Linked DNA regions of Homo sapiens: region 1 is linked to region 2. The links are chromatin contacts, found by Hi-C or POLR2A ChIA-PET in ENCODE. All regions are on one chromosome and are shown on one strand. Each heading gives the region's core, a stretch centred on a gene start or an enhancer-like site at or near the end of the contact. The rest is flanking DNA. Distances are from core to core; before and after follow the strand shown.

Region 1 (7,280 bases), core at 1,079-3,578, 280 kb after region 2:
TGCCTCGTCGGTCTTTCTATTTCCTTTTGAGATTTCATCTGATCCTGCTTGATGTTCTCGACAGTGTATGACTCTTGCTTCAGTTGGGAGGTGTGCGGCCTGAAGGAGTTGGTAAATAAGGGGGGCCGTTAGTAATGGGGGTTCTTTTGGCGGTAAGGAATCCTTTCTCTTGCCAGATGGCTGCATGGGAATGAAGAATGTGATAGGCATACTTAGAGTCTGTGTATATGTTGACCCATTTGTTTTTGGAGAGGGTTAGGGCTCTGGTGAGCGCTATGAGTTGTGCCTTCTGGGAGGAGGTTCCTGGGGGTCGGGTTTTAGCCTCAATTACATGGTTTAAGGTAACTACTGCATACCCAGCAATTTTGGGAGAGACGGGGGCTCCGGAAGATGAGCCAACTATGAATAGTTGGTCATCTGGGTTAGTGAGAGGCTCGGAGGAGATGTTAGGGAAGTGTGGCTGCAGGCGATCCAGAATGTCAGTGCAAGAATGAGTAGGAGGGGAAGAGGATATGGGGAGTAGGGATGCTGGGTTGAGGGGTGCGCTTTTGGTGAGGCTGAATTCAGGATTTTCAATAAAGAGGGCATACAGTGACTGAATTCCGGAAGGAGAGAGGGAGCTTAACACCCGGGAGGAGAAGAGATCCTGTAAGTTGTGAGAGCTGTGGACAGTGGTGCTTTGGCTGAATGTTAGTTTTTTACTTTCCAGAGCTAAAATGGCCACTGCTGCTAATGCTCTAAGACAGGTTGGCCACCCTCTGACAGTGTTGTTTGTTTTGAGAGGTATGCCACAGGGGTAAAGGAAGGAGGATTTCCCTTTTGTTGCCCTAAGACCCCGAGAGCTATTCCTTGGTTTTCGGTGGCATAGAGAACGCAGGGTTGGGAGATGTCGGGTAAGGACAGGGCAGGTGCAGTGACGAGAGTGGTTTGGAGTCCACGGAAACTGGGAAGTATGTTGTGTGTGGGGCTTAGGGGTTCATTGAGAGGGCCTTTGGCTGCTTCACAGAGGGGCTGAGCCAGGAGGGCAAAGTTGGGAATCCATGTCCTAAAGAAACCTGCCAGTCCTAGAAAGAGAGAAGTTCATTTTTTGAGGAAGGCGGGGGCAAGCTGTTTATTAAGGTTGCTTGTGCTGGGGTCATGGCTCGGGCCCCGGGGGAGAGTTGGACTCCTAAGTATGTTACTGTTGGGGTAGATAGTTGGGCAAACAACAAATCTCTATTAGCATTTATAATTTACCTGCTACCATGAATAGTGCTGAGGGCACAGAGATGTATCAGACACCCCTGGAGGAGCTCATAGTGATTGGCTGCATCAGTGAAGGTTCCAATAGGAAAAGGCATTTCCCTCAGCTGAGAGTTTAATGATGGGACTATTAGCACAAGGATGGGCAAAGGTAAGACAGTTCTGTAAGAACTGTGGAAGTACAGATCAGCTGTAAAGGGAATGAGCCATCTGAGACGGGCTCTGTGCACATTACGAGGGTAGGTGGAACAAGTACAAGTCCCGCCGACTTGCCTTGTCTTCAGGTTTAACATCTGAGAGCTATATTGGTTAGCTGTTTGTTTAGCAACAGCAGCTGGAGAACCCCTCTCTTGTGTCAAAATGAAACCACACTTCAGCAGACTTGTTCACCATAATCTCAAGGACTCTGTGCCCTGTGTCCCTATTTCCTGCTCATCGCTGCTCAACCTGCAGACGTCACCTAGGAGTGTCGTCCAACCCCTCCCGCTGCAGCTGGCGCCATGGTGTGTGTGGGGGTGTGTGAATCTGTGTGGGGTTGGGGCATTTCTTCAGAGGCCAGCCCTGGTCAGTTGCTCCCTTAGTTCAGTTGGCGTCCCAGCTTTGGGACATGAGATAGTCACTGTTGCAGGTTCCCTGAACCCCATTTCATACCGAAGGAAATTAACACCCCAGAGAAGCTGATGGCTGATCAGCTCCAGGTCCTGAAGCATATACAGGCTTGGACTCAAGCCCCTTGCCCTGACTCCCTGCGTTTTGTACCTTATCCCTTGGTGACTGGCCAAGAAATGGGTTATATCTTTACCAGGAAAAACTGTTATTTGTGCCGGTGGCCATGACTACTTTACTGTGGGACTCCTTTCATCCTTATCTTCTCCTACGTGGTGTCTGGAGTTTCCCATGACTTACTCAATGCATTCATCGTTAGCTCAATCTTCCATATATTTAGAATGACAGAATAATGTGCAGGATAATTTAGGCTCCATTAGTACTTTGTGCATACCTCTATTATAGTACTTATCACATCATGCTGTAATTTTTTGTTTACATACCTGTCTCTGCCACTTGGCAGTGAGTTCCTCCGGGGCTCAGGCTGTCTTACTCATTTCTGTATTCCACCTCCTCCCCACAACCCAGCAGCTGAACACGTTGAACACAGTAGGTTTTTAATGAATGAGCCGGCTTTAGGGTAAGGCTCGGTAGACTGGTACACCTGGTATTCCACATATTCATTTATTCAGCAAATATTTTCATAACTGCTACTATTTTTTAAATTGCCAAATAAAAATTGTATACATTTGTGGTGCACAACATGATGTTTTGAAATCTGTATGCACTGTGGAATGGCTAACTCAAGCTAATTAATATATGCATTACCTCACCTACTTATCCTCTTTTTGCGGTGAGAATACTTTTTTTTTTTTTTTTTTGACAAGGTCTGACTCTATTGTCCAGGCTGGAGTGCAGTGGTGTGATGCTGGCTCACTGCAACCTCCACCTCCCACACTCAAGCAATCCTCCCACCTCAGCCTCCCAAGTTGCTGGGACTACAGGTGCACATCACAAAAACATAATTTTTGTGTTTTTAGTAGAGACGGGGTCTTGCTATGCTGCCCAGGCTGGTCTCAAGCTCCTGGGTTCAAGTGATCTTCCCACCTCAGCCTCTCAAAGTGCTGAGATTATAGGTGTGAACCACCATGCCTCGCCAAGAATACTTAAAATCTACTCTGTTAGCAATTTTCAAGCATACAATACATTATTACTAATTATAGTCACCATGTTGTACAATAAACCTCTTACACTTATTCTTCCTGTCTAACTGAAATTTTATATCCTTTGACCAACTTTCCCCAACCCCCACTCCCACCTCCGCCCCAGGCCCGTGGTGACCTCCATTCTACTCTCTGCTTTTTTAGACTGCACATATAATGAGGTCAAGGAGTATTTGTCTTTCTGTGCCTGGCCTATTTCACTTAACGTAATACCCTCCAGGTTCACCTGTGTTGTCACAAATAGAAGTTTCTTCTGTCTGAAGACTAAGCGTTATTCCACTGTGTATCCGTACCATACTTTCTTCATTCATTTATCCATCGATGAACACTTAGGGTGAGTCCCTGTCATGGCTATTGTAAATAAGAATGTTGCAATGACTGTGGGAGTGCACGTGTCTCTTTGACATACTGATTCATTTTCCTTTGGATATATACCCAGTCGTGGGATTGCTGGATGATATTATAGTTCTATTTTTAATTTACTGAGGAAATTTCATACCGTTTTCCATAATATCTGTGCTAATTTATTTCCCACCATCAGTATATCAGAGTTTTCTTTTCTCCACATCTTTGCCAACACGTGTTTTCTTTTTTCTTTCTTTCTTTCTTTCTTTTTTTTTTTTTGGATAACATCCATTCTGACAGGTGTAAGGCGATATCTCATTGTGGTTTTAGTTTGCATTTCCCTGAGGTTTAGTGATGTTGAACATTTTTTATATATCTGTTGGCCATTTGTATGTCATCTTTTGATGTCTATTCGGGTCTTTTTCCCATTTTTTAAATTGGGTTATTTGTTTTCTTAGTCAGCAGATGTTTATTAGGTACTTACTGTGTGTCCAGCACTATGCTAAGCTCTGGGAATTCAAACACATCATATGTGAACCCTAGGAGATAATGACGTACAAAAAAGACTAATTCCTAATCATTATGCAACATGCAGGGATGCATAGCAGGTTAAAGAAGACAGGAGGGAGCTGTTTAAGATGGCCAGGTTGTGGTGGCCATCCAGGAAGGGTTCCTGGAAAAGGAAGCTGCTGAGCTGCATTTTAAATGAGGGTTATGACGTAACCAGTCAAAGATATGTTGAGAGGAGGCATCAGGGAGAGGAGACAGTAGGAGTAAAGGTGCCGGTATGTGACATAGCCAGGTGTGGGTGAAAAGCTCTGTCAATGCAGTGTTGTTGGAGTGACATCCAATGTGGGATGCCACACGAGGATGGAGAGAGCCAGTGGGAAGTGGGCAGGTTATTAAAAGCTATGAAACTTGGATGTAATGCTGTGGGTGATGCTGATGTAGTAAAACGACATGAGCTGGTGGGGGATGTGGCATTTCAGAGAGAATCACTCACTGACCTTGTGAAAAACAGCGTTGGGGCATCAAACTAGATTCAGGAAAACCAGCTAGGTTGCTGGTTGCTATGGTGGTGGCAAGAGATGGAGGCCACTTGAACGAGGGCAGTTGTAGAAGGGATGGAAAGAAAGGGACTGATTTGACCCTGATGTAAGAAATGAACTTGGCAGGATTTGGTGGTTAACTGGATTTGAAGAGTAAAAAAGCGGGAGGACACAGGAAGCTCCCAGGTCGATGGTGAGGCCATGGTCACAGGACAGAGACTAGAGAAGAAAAGCCTGGTTTGGCGGAAGTCAGTGAGCTCGTTTTAGACGTATGGAGTTTGAGGCGTGTCTGTCTCCTTCAGGAGATTCCAACAGGTAGTCAAAGATGTGTTTGAAGCTTGGTGGGGATAGGGAGAGGGCCTGGACCAGAGGTATATAATTTGTGGTCACAAACTGGAAGGCAGTGGTAGAAATTATGATCATGGATAAAATCACTAGGGTGAGTATGTGTTGGGAGACGGACGGTAAGCTGGACCAGCTCTCTGGGGAATGCCAACACAGAAGGAGCTGGTGGAGGAAGAGGAGCTCATTAAACAGACTGAGAAGGATAGTAAGAGCATGTTGGGAGAATAAGCCTTGCTCATACGTGGCTTCCTTAGGGCTAGCTTCCCTGACGCCCTACCCACACCAGGTCTGATACTGCCATCCCCTCTAATAAGTCTGCTGTGTTTGTCCTTCACAGAAGTTGCCATAGTTATAAATTAACACTTGTTTTTGTTGTTGCTTAATGTTCATCTTTCCTGCTAAAATATAAGCTCCATGAGGGCAGGGTTTGCATCGCTCTTCTTCCTCGGGGAATCCCCAGGACCTAGCAGATAGCTGTTGCTTAATAAGTATTTGTGAAATTAAAGAATCATGTTGCGGACTCCCAGGGGGGTAGAGAGTTTCAAAGAAAGTCACTCTTAGTAACCAAGTGGCCTGTGTAGTATCCAAATCAAAGTATGAAATATGCTTATTTTTAAATGTTTAAAATTTCCTGTGTAAAATAATAAAAGTTTTGAACAATTCCTTCCCACTTCTCCTGGATATGACGTGAAGCCCTCAGATACTTGGAGAAAGGAAAAGGCAGACAAACAGCACGCTTAGTATGTATTAGTTTATAACGTGCAACTAAGAGGTGACATTCATTGCTCTCCAAAGCTCCACCTGGTCTCATGGTGGGGAACAGATGTTCAGGCTACTTCATGAAAATGGATCTGGTTATTCAACCAGGAACACAAATTATGATGTGAATATGGTTGCAATGTAGATTTTTCATTGGCAACAATTTTGTGAAAAGTTTATAAGAAAATGCAGATGTTGAATTAAGAAATAGTTTTATTTCTTAAAATATTAAAATATTTCTTAAGAAATAAAACTATTTCTTAATTCATAATCCTTAACTCATAATGTAATCCTTATATACATATATTACATGTAATTATTAAATCCTTATATACATATACATGTTATTTATTAAAATATCATTTTATTAATTATTAATATGTATTAAAATGATATTACATGTTATTAAATCCTTATATATTAATGTCATTATTTATTAAAATGCTAACAATTCATTGGATCCCAATGTAAAACACTAAAACTCTTACAAATAAATTTAAATAATTTTATCAATATTTATGAGAGGCCCCATCTGTGGGCAATGAGGCTAACGTAGAGAAAAAAACCATCTAGGTGGTGAAAGGCCAGTGTCCAGGTTTGGACACACACATCTCAGAGATTTGGGTCTTTGTCTTCCCCTCCTTTCCTACCTTTGCGTCAATCCTTACCCATCTGCAGACTTAGACTTGAGATTTTTTTTTGTATAAAGGAATAAAACCTCTAAATCAACAATGGTGTCTAAAATGAAAACACCCTTGGAGACATTCATTCATTCATATGTGCACCAAGTTTCAAAACATATTGATCCTTTTCTGAGATAATTTTCTGATGAGAGGAGAGAAGAATAAAAGGGACTCGGCCGGGCTCGGTGGCTCACGCCTGTAATCCCAGCACTTTGGGAGGCCGAGATGGGCGGATCACGAAGTCAGGAGATCGAGACCATCCTGGCTAACACGGTGAAACCCCGTCTCTACTAAAAATACAAAAAAAATTAGCCGGGCGTGGTGGCAGGCGCCTGTAGTCCCAGCTACTCGGGAGGCTGAGGCAGGAGAATGGCGTGAACCCGGGAGGCGGAGCTTGCAGTGAGCCGAGATCGCGCCACTGCACTCCAGCCTGGGCGACAGAGCGAGACTCCATCTCAAAAAAAAAAAAAGGGGCACTCAGTAGGGAGAGGAGAAATATCAAAGTGGGAGTCTGAGAGTGTGCAGAGCAACATTGTTCCTTTGTAGGCAGGTACACTGGTTGTATTAGGGTTCTCTAGAGGGACAGAACTAATAGGATGTATGTATATAAGAAGGGGAATTTATTAAGAAGTGACACACAATCACAACAACAGGCCGTCTACAAGTTGAGGAGCAAGAAAGCCAGTGGTGGATCAGTCCGAGTCTCAAAACCTCAAAATTAGAGAAGCCAACAGTGCAGCCTTCAGTCTGTGGCCAAAGGCCCGAAAGTCCCTGGCAAACCATTGGTATACATCTAGGAGTCCAAAAGCTGAAGAACTTGCAGTCCGATGTTCGAGGGCAGGAAGCATCCTGAGAGCATGGGAGAAAGATGAAGTCCGGAAGACTCAGCAAGTCTAGTCCTTCCACGTTCCTCTGCCTGCTTTATCCTAGCCACGCTGGCAGCTGATTAGATGGTGCCTACCCAGACTGAGGGTGGGTTTGCTTCTCCCAATCCACTGACTCAAATGTTAATCTCCTTTGGCAACACCCTCACAGACACACCCAGCAGCAATACTTTGCATCCTTCGAACCAATCAAGTTGACACTCA
Region 2 (7,131 bases), core at 2,268-4,767:
CTGATAATAAGGATAAAGAGCAGAGGCAAGTAAAGGGAGAAAACACCAATTTTTTATTGTATATGCTTCTGTATTAGTTGATTTAAGTTCATGTATTACTCATATTAAAGATATATTATTTACTCATTTAAATACACAGGTATGTATAATATATATGAACATATGTGTAAATATGGACAGCCAAATAAAAAACAAACTTGGGTGTCTCAATTCCCTGAAAGTATATAAGTGCCTGCTTGCTTATATGCTTAATACACATATTACATATATGTGTGACGATTTACACATATATCTTCACAAATACGTGTGCACATATATGAATATATACGCATACTGTCAGATTCTTAAGTATTCTCCCTTAAACTCAATACATTATTCCATACTTCCAATTTATTTGATGCCTGTTTCCTCCTTCCAAATTAAGAATATTTTAACATCATCTAACTGACAATAATACTATTATAAGTATTACAAAACATGATTCTTTACCCTTTACATTCCTTTAATTTAGTTAAAAGTGTTAGTTAAAGTATTCTAAGGTCAGGCTGGGCATGGTGGCTCGTGCCTGTAATCCTAGTACTTTGGGAAGCCAAGGTGGGCGGATCACCTGAGGTCAGGAGTTTGAGACCACCCTGGCCAACACGGTGAAACCCCGCCTCTACTAAAAATACAAAATTAGACGGGCATGGTGGTGTGCATCTGTAATCCCAGCTATTTGGGAGGCTGAGGCAAGAGAATCACTTGAACCCAGGAGGCGGAGATTGCACTGAGCCAAGATCGTGCCACTGTACTCCAGCCTGGGCAACGAGGGCGAAACTCCATCTCAAAAAACAAAAAAAGTATTCTGAGGTCAGTTAAGAAGTCTGCTCTTTCATCTCAAAATCTGCATCTCTTCTAAAGCACAGCCCCCTCACCAGCACGAATCAGAAATTAAAAAGGTATGAAAAATATAAGTAGGTCTTAGAGGGGAGAAAAATAAAATGAATACAATGGATAAAATCTAACAGCTTTAGTCATCAACTACAGATATGATCTTTATTTGGGAATTATCATCAAAATAAACCAACAAACACCCTAACATCTTACAATTCCTCAAGACTACATTGGGGGCCATTGATTTGTACCCCACATAACCTAATACCTTCCCTTCCCTACCAGAGCAGTTGTTTCCTTTCATCATAACAGCCCCTCACCAGACCATGGAGTGCATGGTCTGGGGAGGACAGGCAGGAATTGGGGACACAAGCAGGAGTTGCTCACCACTGTCCTCAGCACAGAGCTGGACACACAGCAGGCAGGGCACCCAATAATCTCCAGCTTGGCATCAGATAAATGCAATAAATCCAAACCATTCTACGCCATTGGCGCCTACTCAAAAGCAGGGAAGAATTAACATTTTATAACCACAAGAAAAATATACCTTAAAAAAAAAATCCAAGCTCAAAAACTTTAAAATTAACTACATTGTTTAAATAGTCCTTATTATTATTTCTGTAAAATAAATGGCTAAACGGCCAGTCAACTTCCTTTAAAGAATTCATGAGAAAAGTTCACAAATTTTTTGTAGTTTCACAGAAATAGATTAAATATGTAACATTCCAATTATTAATTTTCCATGCTACAATTTTAAATGTAAATGATAGTAACTACTAAGTGATACACTTCAATAAAAATAGAAAATGGTTAAAACATAAAGAAATTTATAGGTAGTCAACTGCAAGATCCATAATACTAATAATTAATCATTATTTAAAAGTTAGTTTTTTAATTAAACTTAAACCCTAACCCTATCCCTAACACTAACTCTAACCAGCCAACACATTCAGAGATATATTCCCTAAACGGATTTTCCAAAGACTAATACTTAGAAAATGTACCACCAAATCTGCTGATGAAAATACACTAAATTATATTTCAGGAAAATAAATTATCTGGAATCCACATTACTATTATTATTGTTGTTCAAAGCCATTAGCCTAACTAAATAACAGTACATATATTTTGTATGTATGTATATATAATAAAGTGTATGTGTGTGTATATATATATACACACACACACACACAGTGTCTTTGTTTGAAATATATCCACCATCCCATTATATATAAACATAATGCCTTCTAGTTATTCGTTTTCACTGTTACCTTGAAGAAATAGCTCAGAGAAGACAATGATAATATTGGGCCCATCATACATTAAAGTGGTTCCGAACAAATATTTATTTATGATAAAATTTATAATGCACAAAATTCCCCATCTAAATCTTCATAATCTAAGCAGTCAAAAAATTCATATGCTTTGAGAAATCATCACAATTCAAACAATGAACAAGTGTCATTTCTTTCACAAAGGAAGTACTTGGCTAAGTCCAACACTTCCAAGGACTCTGGCCAAAAATAACAGTAATTAAGCTTGTAACTTCATATGTATGGATCTGAACTAGTCAAACCAAAAATAGCTTTCTGATCATTTATCAGCTGCTGCCATTTGCCTAAGAAGCTAACTGCAACAAAGAGACTAAGTTAGACAAATCATGGTGAAAACACACAGAAATATAACTGAACTTAAGACTTAAAGCTCTTTTCAGTTATTATGTGGTAGCACAAGAGGGATGGTCATCATGCAATTATTTGGATACTTAACAAGATTAACTATTTCTTAAACTCCCTAAGATACATGTAAAATACACAGCAAAACACAGAATTAACACACACGCACACAGCTCTTAAAACCAATGGAAACAGCGCACAAGCTATCTGTTCCCATCCAGCGTAAGAATCGCTCCCCTTGAAAATTCTCCTCTTGAATGAACAACACTGCCTTTTAGGGATGCCCACAGCACACAGCTTGCCTTCCCCCACTGCTGCCTCAAGCTCATGGTGTTCCTTCTCATGAGAATCACCTCCCCAATGTTCCTTTACACCTGCCTGGGAAGCCCTCATTCTCCTTACTCACAGCCGCACCCTCGCACTTCAGGCCCTACTGGGGGATATCCAACAGTAACAGCTTCCTGTGTGCTGAGTGCTGTTCTGAGGACTTCACATCTACATCTGAACCAGTCAAACCAAAAATAGCTTTCTAATCGTTTATCAGCTCTGCCATTTGCAGAAGCTAACTGCATCATAGAAACCAAGTTAGGCAAATCACAGCAAAAACACACTAAAATAAAACTGGACTTAGAGCTCTTTTCAGTTATTATATTGTAACAACCATTCAATGCACACACACACACACACACACGCACACACACACACACACACACAAAACCTACCTGGGAGGAGACCACCCTTCACCTCCATTTTCCAGAGGAGCAAACAGTGGCACACAGAAGCGAATTCACAGAGCCCGTCAGGGGAAGAACCAGCTTGAACCCAGGCAGATTTGCCTCCAGAACGGGAAGTTGCTGGTACAGTGATACTCTATGCCACATCCCTGTATTCTATGTGTGTATCAAAAGGGCGTCCTGCCTGACCTGGCAACTTCTCATCTTTCATGTGTGAGCATCAATGTCACATGCTCTTGAAGCTCTCTCCTGACACTAACTGGGAGCACTCCAGTGTGCACCAACAGCACCCCACCTCTTCTTGTGTTAAATGTATGTGTGTGACCTTGCTTGTTTCATGTCTGCATCACCCTCTAATATCAAACGCCATGATCAGAATCTATCATAGTTATTCTCCTATCCCAGGTCCCAACATTTATCCACAACTCACCAGTTTTTCATGACATGCTTTAACTCCAACTCTCAGAAACACCTACTAATGATTCCAGGAAAGTAACAGTTTCTTGCCTCCCTATACATTGCACAGACCTTTACCTAGTTCATACAATTTGGCATTTAGTTGCATCCAATTTGTCCACCATGATTTAGGTCTTTTTTGGGCCTTAAATTATCTATTATGTGTGAATCTCTTTTCCATCTGAGATGTTTTAGCAACCTGAAGATAGAAGAGCCAACCCCACAGTATGTGTACAGCCCTAGAAACACAGCATATGCTCAATATGGCTGGATTCACATCTGTTGGAGGGAAAGAACATACTGAAAATGTCTTGACTGCTTCATGAAGGCCCACTGGGAAATCGGGATGGAAAATCAAATTGAAAAATTCCTTTTGCAGGGAAAAACAGAGCAGCCACTAACTGATCTAACTGATCAACAGAAGTGTAATGGGAATATGTGTGTGTACGGCGTGGGGAGGGGACACACAAAAAATGAAAACTCCATGAAGCTGTCAGGAAAGGTAGCCTCTCCCTTCTCTTCCCTTTTGTCTTCTCTTGGGCTAGACCTAAGAACCAAGAGTTCTCAGTTCTGGCTCAAAACTGAAGTTTCATTTTACTATGGTAGAAATCACAGACAGACACATGCAGATACATACAATTTCACCAGCATAATTTTGCAGAATAAAAAAAGGTTTTATCACCACTACTGAAATAATGAACACTAAAAAGTACCTTATAATACTATCATTTAAGTTGCAATTACAATTCGTGGTGATGTCACCCACTGCTGTTAACAAACGATCATTAAGTTCTGCTTGTGATGACCTTATTGAAATAGCTCCCAAAACAGCCTGCTGAGGTTATTTGCTGAGAAAGAAAGAAACTTCATCTGGTTTCCCTGACTGTTGTAACACAGAAAGAGTCTGGAATACTTTAGTCATTACCATTTACAAAATTTATGATACATATGCCGTTCCCACTATAGGGATGCATTGCTTCCAGAAATCCGTAAACTTCAAAATTGTGACTCAAAAACACTGAGTCACAATACATTAAAAAAAATTTATTTGGTGTCCAATGAATTATTTAGTTTACAAGTAGATGCATTAGAGAAGAAAGCTCTAGGGTCAAGGCCAGAAACCTGGGTAGGAGCAAGCAACCTGGCAAGAATCCAGGAAGAGGGAATATTATATATTATACCAAGGCATGTTCCTTGCCAAAATCTGAGGTCTCTCATTTTCCAAGATCACACCTAATCTTCAAACCAAGGCAAATCATGGAAGTTTTAAATATGGGAGTCACTTGGCAGTCCCAAACTTAAGACCCAAGGTTTGCAGTGCTCAGGAAGGTCTAGGACATGCAATGATTTTTACCACTAAGAAACATATGTGAATCTCATGCATGGTGAAGCTGGTACACAAGAGGTTTCACTTGGTTGGAGAGTCAGTCTTGCAGACTGCCCAGTGACCACCTCTCAAAACCTTCACTGTTCTTTATTAAGTGCTGTCAAATGTGTAATACTCTGGCAATCCCCAAGTCCTCTGATTCTTCCTCCAAAAACCTCTCCAAGCTGCCCACTTCAGCCACCCAGATCCAAGCCCCTTCTCTCCCCAAGACATCTGCCTCTGCCTCTTTGCAGTCCTCTGCATGGCATCTGCTCCTGCCCTTCCCTGCCTTCCAACCCACCTTCCACGTGCAGCCACACCTGCCAACATGAGCCAGCTCCTCCCTCCCCACTTTCCACCAATGTCCTCATCCCAATCTTGTTTAATGCCATATAACTCCACTAGTGGTTTTTAGGTTGGGGTGATTTTGCCCCCCAAAAGGCATTTGGAAATGCCTGGAGACATCTTGGTTTACAACTGAGGGAGGAAGACTGCAATTGGCATCTAGTGGGTACAGGCCAGGGAGTCTGTCAAATATCCCGTGACACACAGGACAGTGCCCAAGACAAAGAATTATCTAGGCCAAATCATAAATGGAGCTGAGGTTGAAAAACTCTGCTAGAAATCAATAAATATTTTAATGATAACTGAAAAGCATTCAATATTACTTTAATCATATCCTCTTTATTCCTCCTTTTATTCTATTAACTATTTCCAAAAAGAGTAAAACATAATTTAGATTAGCATATTATATTTTTAAATCATGAATAATGATACGTGTTAGCAATAACTACTACTAACAGGGGAGTCTTCACATTTAGCACAAGAATGAAAGTACTCACATGTATTCTTCTAGTAAGTACCTGTGAGAAAACTAAGGCATGAAGAGGCGTAACTTCGGTCACTCAGCTAAGACAAGGAAAGCTGGGATTCCATCCCAGGACACCTGAACAGAAAGCTTTTCCCACTATGCCAGACTACACTATACTTTCAATACGCAAAATGACAGTAACGTGTGGGTGTTAGAAACTTCTCTCAGTTCAAATCCTGGTCTATCCCTTTCTTATCTTTATGACATTGAGCAAGTTACTTATAAGCCAAACCTCAGTTACCTCATCTGTAATGGGTGAGAAAATGGTACCTACCTCACAAAGTTGCATGAGATTCAGAAAAAACAAGAATAAGAATATTTAGAGTAGCACTCGGCATGTAGCTGGCACTCATTAAAGATTACTTCTTATTGTCTAACAAATACTCAAATATTTTATTCCCCATAGCCTTTTGACTTGCACGAGCAATTGAAAAAAAGAAAACCAATTTTGGCTTCCTTGCTGAATAGATGTAACTTAGAATTAATTTAAAAATTAAGAAAAATAATGAAATGTTTAATTACATCAATATCTGTATCTAATAACTCATAAATGTTTATACATTTAAATATCGTACTCAAAAGGTAAAGAAATTTAGACTTACTATACAATATTCCAAATAAAAAAGAAATGGAAGGTTTAGGAAGCCAAATAAGGTTATCATTAAAGGAATAGTTTTATATATATAATCTCTAACATGTATTAAGTAATTTCTGAAATATTTTAACTTAATGTAATAATTTCTAAGTAAATTCTAAGTAAATCTGAACATTCTACAAATTTGTTCAGTGGCACTATGTAACACCATCACCTAGATTTTACCTAACACTATACTTTTAAAAAGAAAAGATTTGGCATTCATTTCACAGATTTGACTTAGGCAACTAGTTATTCTTTAAATAAGTTGTAATATGCATTAAGCAGTCAATGACTAACAAACTGACAATGTATTATTTCACCTAAACTATTTTTGACTCTACTATAAAACAATATTAATACTTGGCTCTCATTCAAATTTCATCAGAAAACTAAGAAGTCAAGTAAGTTTCTTTATATTTGGTAAATTTAATACATCATAGGATTTCCTCACGAGAAATAGATTTTTACTTAGAAATTTTTTTTAAACTGTAGCTTGGTGTTTAAGTTAAAATTACCAA

The links. A loop is a pair of places that touch in the nucleus more often than their neighbours do. ChIA-PET counts read pairs that join two places held with the same protein, here RNA polymerase II (POLR2A). Pooled maps may share reads with other maps.
Region 1: a pooled map shows a loop between it and region 2 (4-fold over the local background). The contact joins two enhancer-like sites. A Hi-C loop is called at or near these places in 9 of 37 single-sample maps with no recorded cell type and 6 of 50 pooled maps. POLR2A ChIA-PET finds 5 or more read pairs at or near these places in 3 of 52 experiments (GM12878, activated naive CD4-positive, alpha-beta T cell and activated naive CD8-positive, alpha-beta T cell).

Annotation. Positions count from the first base shown.
Region 1 is chr6:11,780,644-11,787,923 of GRCh38, reverse strand. No RefSeq gene overlaps it. Among named protein-coding and RNA genes, the nearest start is that of ADTRP, 5.5 kb to the right of the region's middle. Within about 2 kb of position 2,328, at least 4 of the 41 ENCODE cell types and tissues checked have a DNase peak (open chromatin) inside an H3K27ac peak, as active enhancers do; they include GM12878, where a contact is called at or near this core.
Region 2 is chr6:12,061,802-12,068,932 of GRCh38, reverse strand. The region is part of intron 2 of HIVEP1 (HIVEP zinc finger 1); the gene reads right to left. Among named protein-coding and RNA genes, the nearest start is that of HIVEP1, 53 kb to the right of the region's middle. Within about 2 kb of position 3,517, at least 3 of the 41 ENCODE cell types and tissues checked have a DNase peak (open chromatin) inside an H3K27ac peak, as active enhancers do; they include GM12878, where a contact is called at or near this core.